2 separate regions of the Homo sapiens genome follow, and region 2 is linked to region 1. A link is an interaction called in ENCODE POLR2A ChIA-PET data of the cell type or tissue named here. Cell type or tissue: GM12878. All regions are shown on one strand. Links, peaks and the distances in the headings refer to the core of each region. The heading gives the core; the rest is flanking DNA.

The links. Peaks named below come from ENCODE experiments on the same cell type or tissue, not always from the same donor. Only the 100,000 strongest peaks of a DNase experiment are listed, where the experiment ranks them.
Region 2: POLR2A ChIA-PET joins it to region 1 with 8 read pairs; 4 of 35 experiments call an interaction of 5 or more read pairs at or near these places.

What each region holds. Positions count from the first base shown.
Region 1 is chr3:33,137,097-33,141,498 of GRCh38, forward strand. The region is part of intron 6 of CRTAP (cartilage associated protein); the gene reads left to right. Among named protein-coding and RNA genes, the nearest start is that of CRTAP, 25 kb to the left of the region's middle. In GM12878, for the core only: no CTCF peak of the experiment used is centred there; a DNase peak (open chromatin) is centred at 2,315; H3K4me3 peaks cover 670 bases; H3K27ac peaks cover 655 bases.
Region 2 is chr3:33,196,387-33,200,788 of GRCh38, forward strand. The region is part of intron 3 of SUSD5 (sushi domain containing 5); the gene reads right to left. Among named protein-coding and RNA genes, the nearest start is that of SUSD5, 20 kb to the right of the region's middle. In GM12878, for the core only: no CTCF peak of the experiment used is centred there; no DNase peak of the experiment used is centred there.

The DNA of each region.
Region 1 (4,402 bases), core at 148-4,147:
ATGCAAGTAGTATTTCATTGTGGTTCTGACTTCCACTTTCTGTTGTTTTTCTTTTCTTTTTGAGACAGAGTTTTGCTCTTGTTGCCCAGGCTGGAGTGCAATGGTGCGATCTCGGCTCACTGCAACCTCCGCCTCCCAGGTTCAAGTGATTCCCTGCCTCAGCCATCCTAGTAGCTGGGATTACAGGCGCGCACCACCACACCCAGCTAATTTTTTGTATTGTTAGTTGAGATGGAGTTTCACTATGTTGGCCAGGCTGGTCTCAAACTCCTGACCTCAGGCGATCCACCCGCCTCAGCCTCCCAAAATGCTGGGATTACAGGCGTGAGCTACTGCACCCAGCTTGACTTGCACCTTCTTAGTGACTATGTTGAGCATCCCTTCATGATTGGCCATTTGTATATCTTTGAAGAAATGTCTATTCAAATCTTTTGTCCACTTTAAAATTGTTACTTATCTTTTTATTATTGTGTTGTAGAAGTTCTTTAGATATTCTAGTTATAAGTTCCTTATCAGATATATGAATTGTAGATATTTTCTCACAATTTGTGGGTTGTCTTTTCAGTTGCTAAATGGTGTCTTGAAGCACAAGTTTTCAAATTTGATGAAATTCAATTTATCTGTTCTTTCTTTTGTTGCTTTTGTGTTGTGTGTCATATCTAAGAAACCATTGCCTAATCCAAGGTCACAAAGATTTACTCCTGATTTTTACTCCTACGATTTTTGTAATTTTAACTCCTGCATTTAAATTTACAACCCATTTGAGTTAATTTTATGTGTGATATTAGGAAGAGGTCTAGTTTCATTCTCTTGCATGTGAATAGCCAGTTGTTACAGCACTATTTGTTGAAAAGACTTTTTCACCATTGAATTGTCTTGGTACCCTTTGAAAGAAATCAGTTGACCATAAATGTGAGAGTTAATTTTCCAGACTCTCAGTCTATACCACTCATCTTGATTTCTATCCTTAAAGTTAGTACTACACTGTCTTCATTAATATAGCTTTTTTTTTTTAAATTACGTGGACTTTCAACCAAGATTAGATTACTGTAGCTTTATACTATATTTTGAAATTTGAATTGTGAGTCCTCCAACGTTGTTCTTCTTTTCCAAGATGATTTTGGCTATTTTGGGTCCTGTACATTTCCATATGAATTATAGGTTTAGCTTTTCAGTTTTTGCAAAAGGCAGCTGGGATTTTTTTATAGGAATTCCACTGAACACATAAATCTCTTTGGGGAGTATTGGCTTCTTAATATTGTCTTCTAATCCATGAACATGAGAAGTCTTTCCACTTATTTGGATTTTTTAAAAATTTATTTCACAGTGTTTTCTTATTTTATTATTCCTAAACATTCTATTCTTTTTTAAAAAATTAAAATAAATTCTTTCCAACCCCTAGTATTCAAGCATTTTATTCTTTTTGATGCTATTATAAATGAAATTGTTTTCTTATTTTCACTTTTGGGCATATTCTAAAAGAATAGAAATACAATAGATTTTGTGTATTGATTCTGCAAACTTGCTGAACTTATTTATTAGTTTGTATGTGTATGTGTATTATTTTTCTTGCGTAATTGTTCTAGTTAAAACTTCTAGTACTATGTTGAATAGAAGCAGAGAGAGTGGGCCTGGCACAGGGGCTCATTCCTCTAATCCCAGCACTTTGGGAGGCTGAGGCAGGAGGATCACTTGAACCCAGGAGTTTGAGACCAGCCTGGGCAACATAGCAAGACCCCATCTCTACAAAAAATAAAAAAATTAGGCTGGGTGTGGTGGCTCACACCTGTAATCCCAGCACTTTGGGAGGCTGAGGTGGGCAGATCACCTGAGGTCGGGAGTTTGAGACCAGCCTGGCCAATCGGTCGAAATCTTGCTTTACTAAAAATACAAAAAAATTAGCTGGGCGTGGTGGCACATGCCTGTAATCCCAGCTACTCAGGAGGCTGAGGCAAGAGAATCGCTTGTACCCAGGAGGTGGAGGTTGCAGTGAGCCGAGATCACACCACTGTACTGTAGCCTGGGTGGCACAGTGAGACACTGTCTAAAAAAAAAAATTAGCTAAGTATGATGGTGCACATCTGTAATCCTAGCTACTCAGGAGGCTAAAGTGGGAGGATTGCTGGAGCTCAGGAGTGGGAGGGTACAGTGAACCATAAGCATGCCACTGCACACTAGGCTAGGTGACAGAGCAAGACCCTGTCTCTCTGGAAAAAAAAAGAAGTGGAGAGAGTGAACATCCTTGTCTTGTTCCCAGTCTTAAAAGGAAAAAGCATACAGTCGTCTTTCAGCATTAAATGTGAAAGTACGTTATTAGCTGGGGGTTTTTTGTAGGTGCCCTTTATTAGGTTGAGGAAGTTCTATTTTTAATTCGTTGAATTTTTTTTTTTTTTTTTTGAGACGGAGTTTCACTCTTGTTGCCTAGGCTGGAGTGCAGTGGTGTGATCTCTGCTCACTGCAACCTCCGCCTCCCAGGTTCAAGTGATTCTCCTGCCTCGCCCTCCCAAGTAGCTGGAATTACAGGCATGTGCCACCACACCCGGGTAATTTTTCTGTATTTAGTAGAGACGGGGGTTTCACCATGTTGGCCAGTCTGGTCTCGAACTCCTGACCTCAGGTGATCAACTTGCCTTGGCCTCCCAAAGTGCTGGGATTACAGGCGTGAGCCACCGCACCCGGCCTGAATGTTTTTATCATGAATTTGTGTTGAATTTTGTCAAATGCTTTTTCTGCATCTATTGAGATGGTCACATGATTTTTGTTTCCCTTGTTAATATTCATTATAAAAATGACTTTTTTGTGACTAATATTACATGATATAGATAATTTTAAGAAATATAGCCTTTTTGTAGGCATTTAGTTTGCTTCCAACTTTTTGCTTTTACAAATAGCATAGCAGGGACTAAATTGTTTACTTCTTCTCTAATCATTTCCTTAGAAAAAATTCCCAGTGGTGAAATTCCTGGCCTAAGGCTGTGAACATTTTCAAGACTTCTGATGTACAAGAACAACATATATAGAAAGCAAATCATAGATACTAGAACACGAAGAGATTTTTCACATGATTCAGTAAAGCTCTCTCATGTCACAGATAAGGAAACAAACTCAGAAAGGCAGAGTGGCTTGCTCATAGTCACACAGAGGGTTAGTAATCATCTAATGAACACGCCAAGCTTATTGCAGGCTTTAAAATTCCTAGGATTCTTGGATTTGGCACTTTCAAGATAAAAGGACTTTGTTGAAGGTTCTGGAGTAGTTTGCTTATTAATTGAGGCTTTAGAATTGTGGAAGAACTAATCCATCTCTAAAGAATGAACCATTTTCTTACTATATACCAAATTATGGCAAGTAATACTTTGAAATGAAAATATAACCAAAATCATCAAATTCTTAGTTAGTCCTTCCATTTTCCAAAGGACATAATACTCCTTTGAAACAAAGCATCAGTACACTTTAGCTGCTGATATGTGTGGCATTCTTCCTTATTATCTTTCTGGTGTTGAAATGTGTATAAGCACTCCTGAAAGTTTACGCACTGGTTCAGAATTTTGCAGAGGTTTATTACAGTTTCAGAAACTTTTTAAAACAGGCTGAAACAGATGCTTCAGGTTTCAAGTTCTGATGGTTGTTTGCTTCAGGGAAGTCCAAAAGAAATAGAATATAATTTGTTGGAAGGATGTATTGAGGGAGTGCTCTCAGGTAGGAACGGAATGAGGGTCAGGGGAAGGAGCTCAACAAATACGTGGTCTCAGCTGGAGTCAAGCTTCGCCTGCTCCCATGGGGGACTCTGGAGCATGAATTGCACCACAGAGTTGTTCTTGCCTTTTGTAGTCCCCCTTATCAGTCTGTCATTCGTTCTTCGTTGCCAGGAAGGGCTGGTGTGTAACCTCCCTGTCAAGACTGCTGTTTTTTTTTGTTTTTGTTTTTGTTTTTGGCCAAAGGCAATTGCCCAGAGAAGGGGCAGCTGCTAGCCATTAGCAAGCAGCCCTCACAGGAGTTGGGGATGAGTGCACTGGGAAGGAGATCTGAGTGAGGCCCCAACAGTATTCACTACAACAGCCATGCAGGGGATGCATTTCTTTCGTCTGTGCTGCCTCGGGCACTTATTACTAGTGAGCTAAAAGCAAACAATACCATCATCCCGCAAGTCACAACAGACACACAGCAGGATATAGTAACTCCCTAAGCAGAAGTCATAGCTATACACATAATCCCTCTACTATGCTGTGTTTTCCTTTTGGGGTCTAGAAAGCAACTGAAAAACAATTTTTCCAAGCTGTAGTGTCTACAGTTTGAGTTTCTAATCTCAGGCATGACATAGTAGAAGTATTTGATGATAATACTAAGACCCCCCATTTGTGTCTCATGTACTTGATAGGTTTTCCAGTTATTCCCAAATGCT
Region 2 (4,402 bases), core at 223-4,222, 59 kb after region 1:
GGGTTGGGCTATGGTCCATGAATGCAGCAAATAATCAGTTTAATTTGCAGTGGTGATTTGCTGGAAGGTTCCCCTTTCCCTGACACACACAAAGGTTCCCCTTGCCCTAACACAGACAACAGCTGCGTCTCTGGATCTGTCAGGATATCTTTGTTTTAACAAAAAAGAACTTCTGTAGAGAGCAGGGGAAAGCACAGATCCACATGTAACTACTCTACCATTCTCACACTCTCTACTTTTGGTAAGCAGGGCTCCCTGGGAAAGTTTTCTTCTAAGTCAATAGGGTAGGCTGACCGTATAGTTTATCATCCATATAAGGACACTTTTGAAAATGATTGGGATCCTGGTTAATAATTACCAGCACAAGAAAGAACTATCCTGAGCAAACTGGAAGGCAGGGCACCCTAACATGAGTATCGTACATTCCAACCCAAACGGCAGTGCCTGTGAAGGTAAGATATTCAAGAGTAAGAAGAAAGGAGCATCTCAGAAAACAAAAAGCCTGTAGAGTCTGGGTTTGAGTCCTTGCTCCCCTACTTACTTTGGACAAATTACTTAACTTTGTTGTGCCTAGTTACTCATCTGTAAAATTTGGATAATAGTAAATTCCTGCAGTGCTGTTGTGAGGATTAAATGAGTGAACACAGGGTACTACAGCAGGTGTTAGCTATTACTATTTTCCTTCTGAGGTTGAGAATCTGAAGCAAAGCCCACAGTTAGAGCTGCAGCCTCAGGGTCAAAAAAAGTGGTGGAGATGTTTGCACCAGGTTTAACTGGATCTTGGGGCTTGCTGCATAGGACTGGGAGGGGTGGGGACAGGAAAAGGAAGGTGCATGGGTGAGAGGTCTCATCTGCACCTCCCAGGAGCTGTGTCACTTGAGACAAAGCACCAAATCTCTCTGTTCTTCAGTTTCCTCATCTGAATAGAGAGAATGATAACACCCTGCCTACAGTATTGCCTTGCTGATTAAATGAGATAACGTTTGTGGGAACACTCGGGAAAAACACAATTTTGGAGTTATAGAATATAACTGTAAAGCTGCTCGATAATTTTTTTCTTGTTCTTTTTTGTGTTTTAAAGTATTATTTATATAAATAAAATTCATCAATTTTAAGTGTACAGCTTAGTCAATTTTGCTAAATGTATCCAATTGTATAACCACCACCACCACCACAACAATCAAGGTATAGAACAATTCTTAAAAGCCATATTCTACTTGCCTTTGGCCCTAGACACCCTCCCCTACTCCATACTACCCCAAGCAACTATTAAGCTACTTTCGCTCACTGGTAGTTTTACCTTTTCTAGAATTTCATTCAAATGGAGTAATACAGTATGTATATTTTGTGTTTGACTTTTTTTCATTTAGCTTAATATATAGAGATTCATCCATGCTTTTGCATGTATTAATATTTCATTCATTTTATTGCCAAATACTAATCCATGGTATGGATATACCACATATTTTGATCCATTCATCAGTTGATGAACATCTGTGTCGCTTCCAGTTTTGGGCTTTTATGATAAAATTGCTATGAATATTTGTGTACCCATTTTTGTGTGGTCATACACTTCTCTTGGATCAATACCCAGGCATGGAATTACTTGGTTGTACGCATATTAGCTGTATATATAATACATGTATATATATGCATATTAAACTTTGCAGAATTATTTTGAAAGAAATTATGCGTTGATTTATTGAAAACAGTGTAACATCAAGGTGAAGAAACCATACTATTATTATCACTTTATGTTGTTAGAGTTATGTGGTGCTAGATACTAATCATAGTCATAGCTCATACTTATTGAGGTGTTACTCTGTGCTATGCACTAGGCTAAGTGGTTCACTTGTATTACCCTACTCAGTCCTCTTGACAAATCTATGTCATGGGTTCTAATATTATTCCCAAGGCAAGTTAGGTGGTAGAACCAAGATTCAAACCCAGGGATTCTGGGTACAGAGCCCATGGTTCTAATCATTGTGCATTATTATTGTGTTCCAGGTGTTGTTTCCTTTGAGAACACCATGGTTTAGCTCTGATTCACTTTCTTGTCATAAACATGGGGCCTGGTGGACTTTGCAAAAAGGACAAGTTTGGGGCTTCCTGATCTACTGGACTGCACCACTAGCAGCCAGAACAATTTTCAGAAAATGTTCAAAAAGTGCATCCTAGCTGAGAACCCTACAATGGTTTCCTGTTTCACCTAAAAATTCAATCCAATATTCTCACCCCTGTATATCCAGCTCTTATCCCAATCTGTTCAGCCCTATCTTGGATCACTCCCTCTCACCTGAAACCATCTAGGCTCACTGTTTTCTCAAACACACCAAGCTCTTTCCTGCCCGCAGTCTGACATGGCTATGCAGTCTGGTCTCATCTCCCAGACCCATAACACCAGGGCCAGAGGACTGGAAAATCCACAAGAGATGTGGTACACTGCAGAGGAAAGCTTTTACTTGGGGGAAAGAGAGTTAGGAAGAATCACCCATATTTCACCCACCCCGGGACACTGAAGTCAGCAGACATGGGCTACAGGAATGTGAACATGGTGCACCCAAAATATTGAAGAAGGCCCAGTTCTAAGCACAGACCCTGGCCTCAAGAATACCCACGTAAAAGATAAAAGATAGGCTGAGAAAAGACATATAGAAGGGAGATATTTTAAAGCTACATAAGAAATGCAATAATGCATGCGCACTACTAAAAAAATCAAAATATACAAAATACAGAGCATGAACTATAAATATCTCCCTTCAGTCTCACTGCTACTCCCTTTCTAGGGTGTTTCTCCTTCAGATGTCTTTTTTTCTAGGGGAGAATTTCACACACACACACACACACACACACACACACACGTTTACACATATACACAAAAATAAGTTGTTTTTTCTTTTTTTTTGAGACGGAGTCTCGCTCTGTTGCCCAGGCTGGAGTGCAGTGGCACAATCTCGGCTCACTGCAGGCTCCGCCTCCCGGGTTCACACCATTCTCCTGCCTCAGCCTCCTGAGTAGCTGGGACTACAGGCACCCGCCACCACGCCCGGCTAACTTTTTGTATTTTTAACAGAGACAGGGTTTCACCGTGTTAGCCAGGACGGTCTCGATCTCCTGACCTCGTGATCCGCCCGCCTCGGCCTCCCAAAGTGCTGGGATTACAGGCGTGAGCCACCACGCCCAACCAAAAAAAGTTTTTTAAAGAATAAATTGGATTATACTATACATATTCTGAGACCTGCATAATATGTCTTAGAAGATTTTTCATGTCATAGCTGTCACTCTGCTATAGACTGAATGTCTGTGTCCTCCCAAAATTCATACGTTGAAACCTAATCCCCAGTGTGATGCTATTTGGAAGTGGGACTTTTGGGAGGCGATTAGGCCATGCTATGGTTCAAATGTTTGACTCCTCCAAACTTCATGTTGAAATTTCATTGCCATTGTAACAGTATTAAGAGGTGGACCTTTAATAGGTGATTAGGCCAGGAGGGCTCCACTTTCATAGGTGGAACTGGTACCATTATAAAAGGGTGAGTTCGGTTCCTCTCACTTTCTGCCATGTAAAGAAGGCTCTTGCTAGATGCTGGCACCTTGATATTGGACTCATCAACCTCCAGAACTTTGAGCCAATAAGTTTCTGTTTATTATAAATCACCTAGTCTCAGGCATTCTGTTATAGCCATACAAGACAGAGCAAGACAGATCATGAGGGTAGAAACTTCATTGAATGGGACTAGTGCCCTTATGAAAGAGACCTCACAGAACTGCCTCACCCCGTCTACCATGTGAAGACTCCACAAGAAGACAGTTATCTGTGAATTGGGAACTGGGTCCTCACAGACACCGAACCTGCCAGTGCCTTATCTTGGACTTCCCAGCCTCCAGAACTGTGAGACATACATTTCTGTCATTTGTAGCTACCCCATTTATGTTATTTTTAAATAGCAGCCTAAGCAGAAATTGGTAACAAGAAGTGGGGGGTTTGCTGTAACAAATACCTAAAAATATGGATTCAGCTTTGGAATTAACAGGTAGAAGCTAGAAAAGTTTTGAGGTGCTAGAATGTTTTAGGTGCTTCCTCTGCAGTGCACCACATCTCTTGTGGATTTTCCAGTCCTCCAGCCTTAGTGTTTTGGGTCTAGGAGATGAGACCAGGCTGGGTAGCCATGTCAAGCATGCTAGAAAAAGACTACCTTGCCACGAATGGACCATCGAGGGCAATTCTGGTGAGGGCCCAGAAGGAAACGAGAGCTGTAGAGAAAGTCTTCATCTTCTCATACAATACCTAAACAACTCTGGACAGAATGTTGGTAGGAACATGGACAATAAAGGCCATTTTGATGAGGTCTCAGATGGAAATGAAGAACATGTTGGTGAACATCAGCAGAAAAGCAATGCT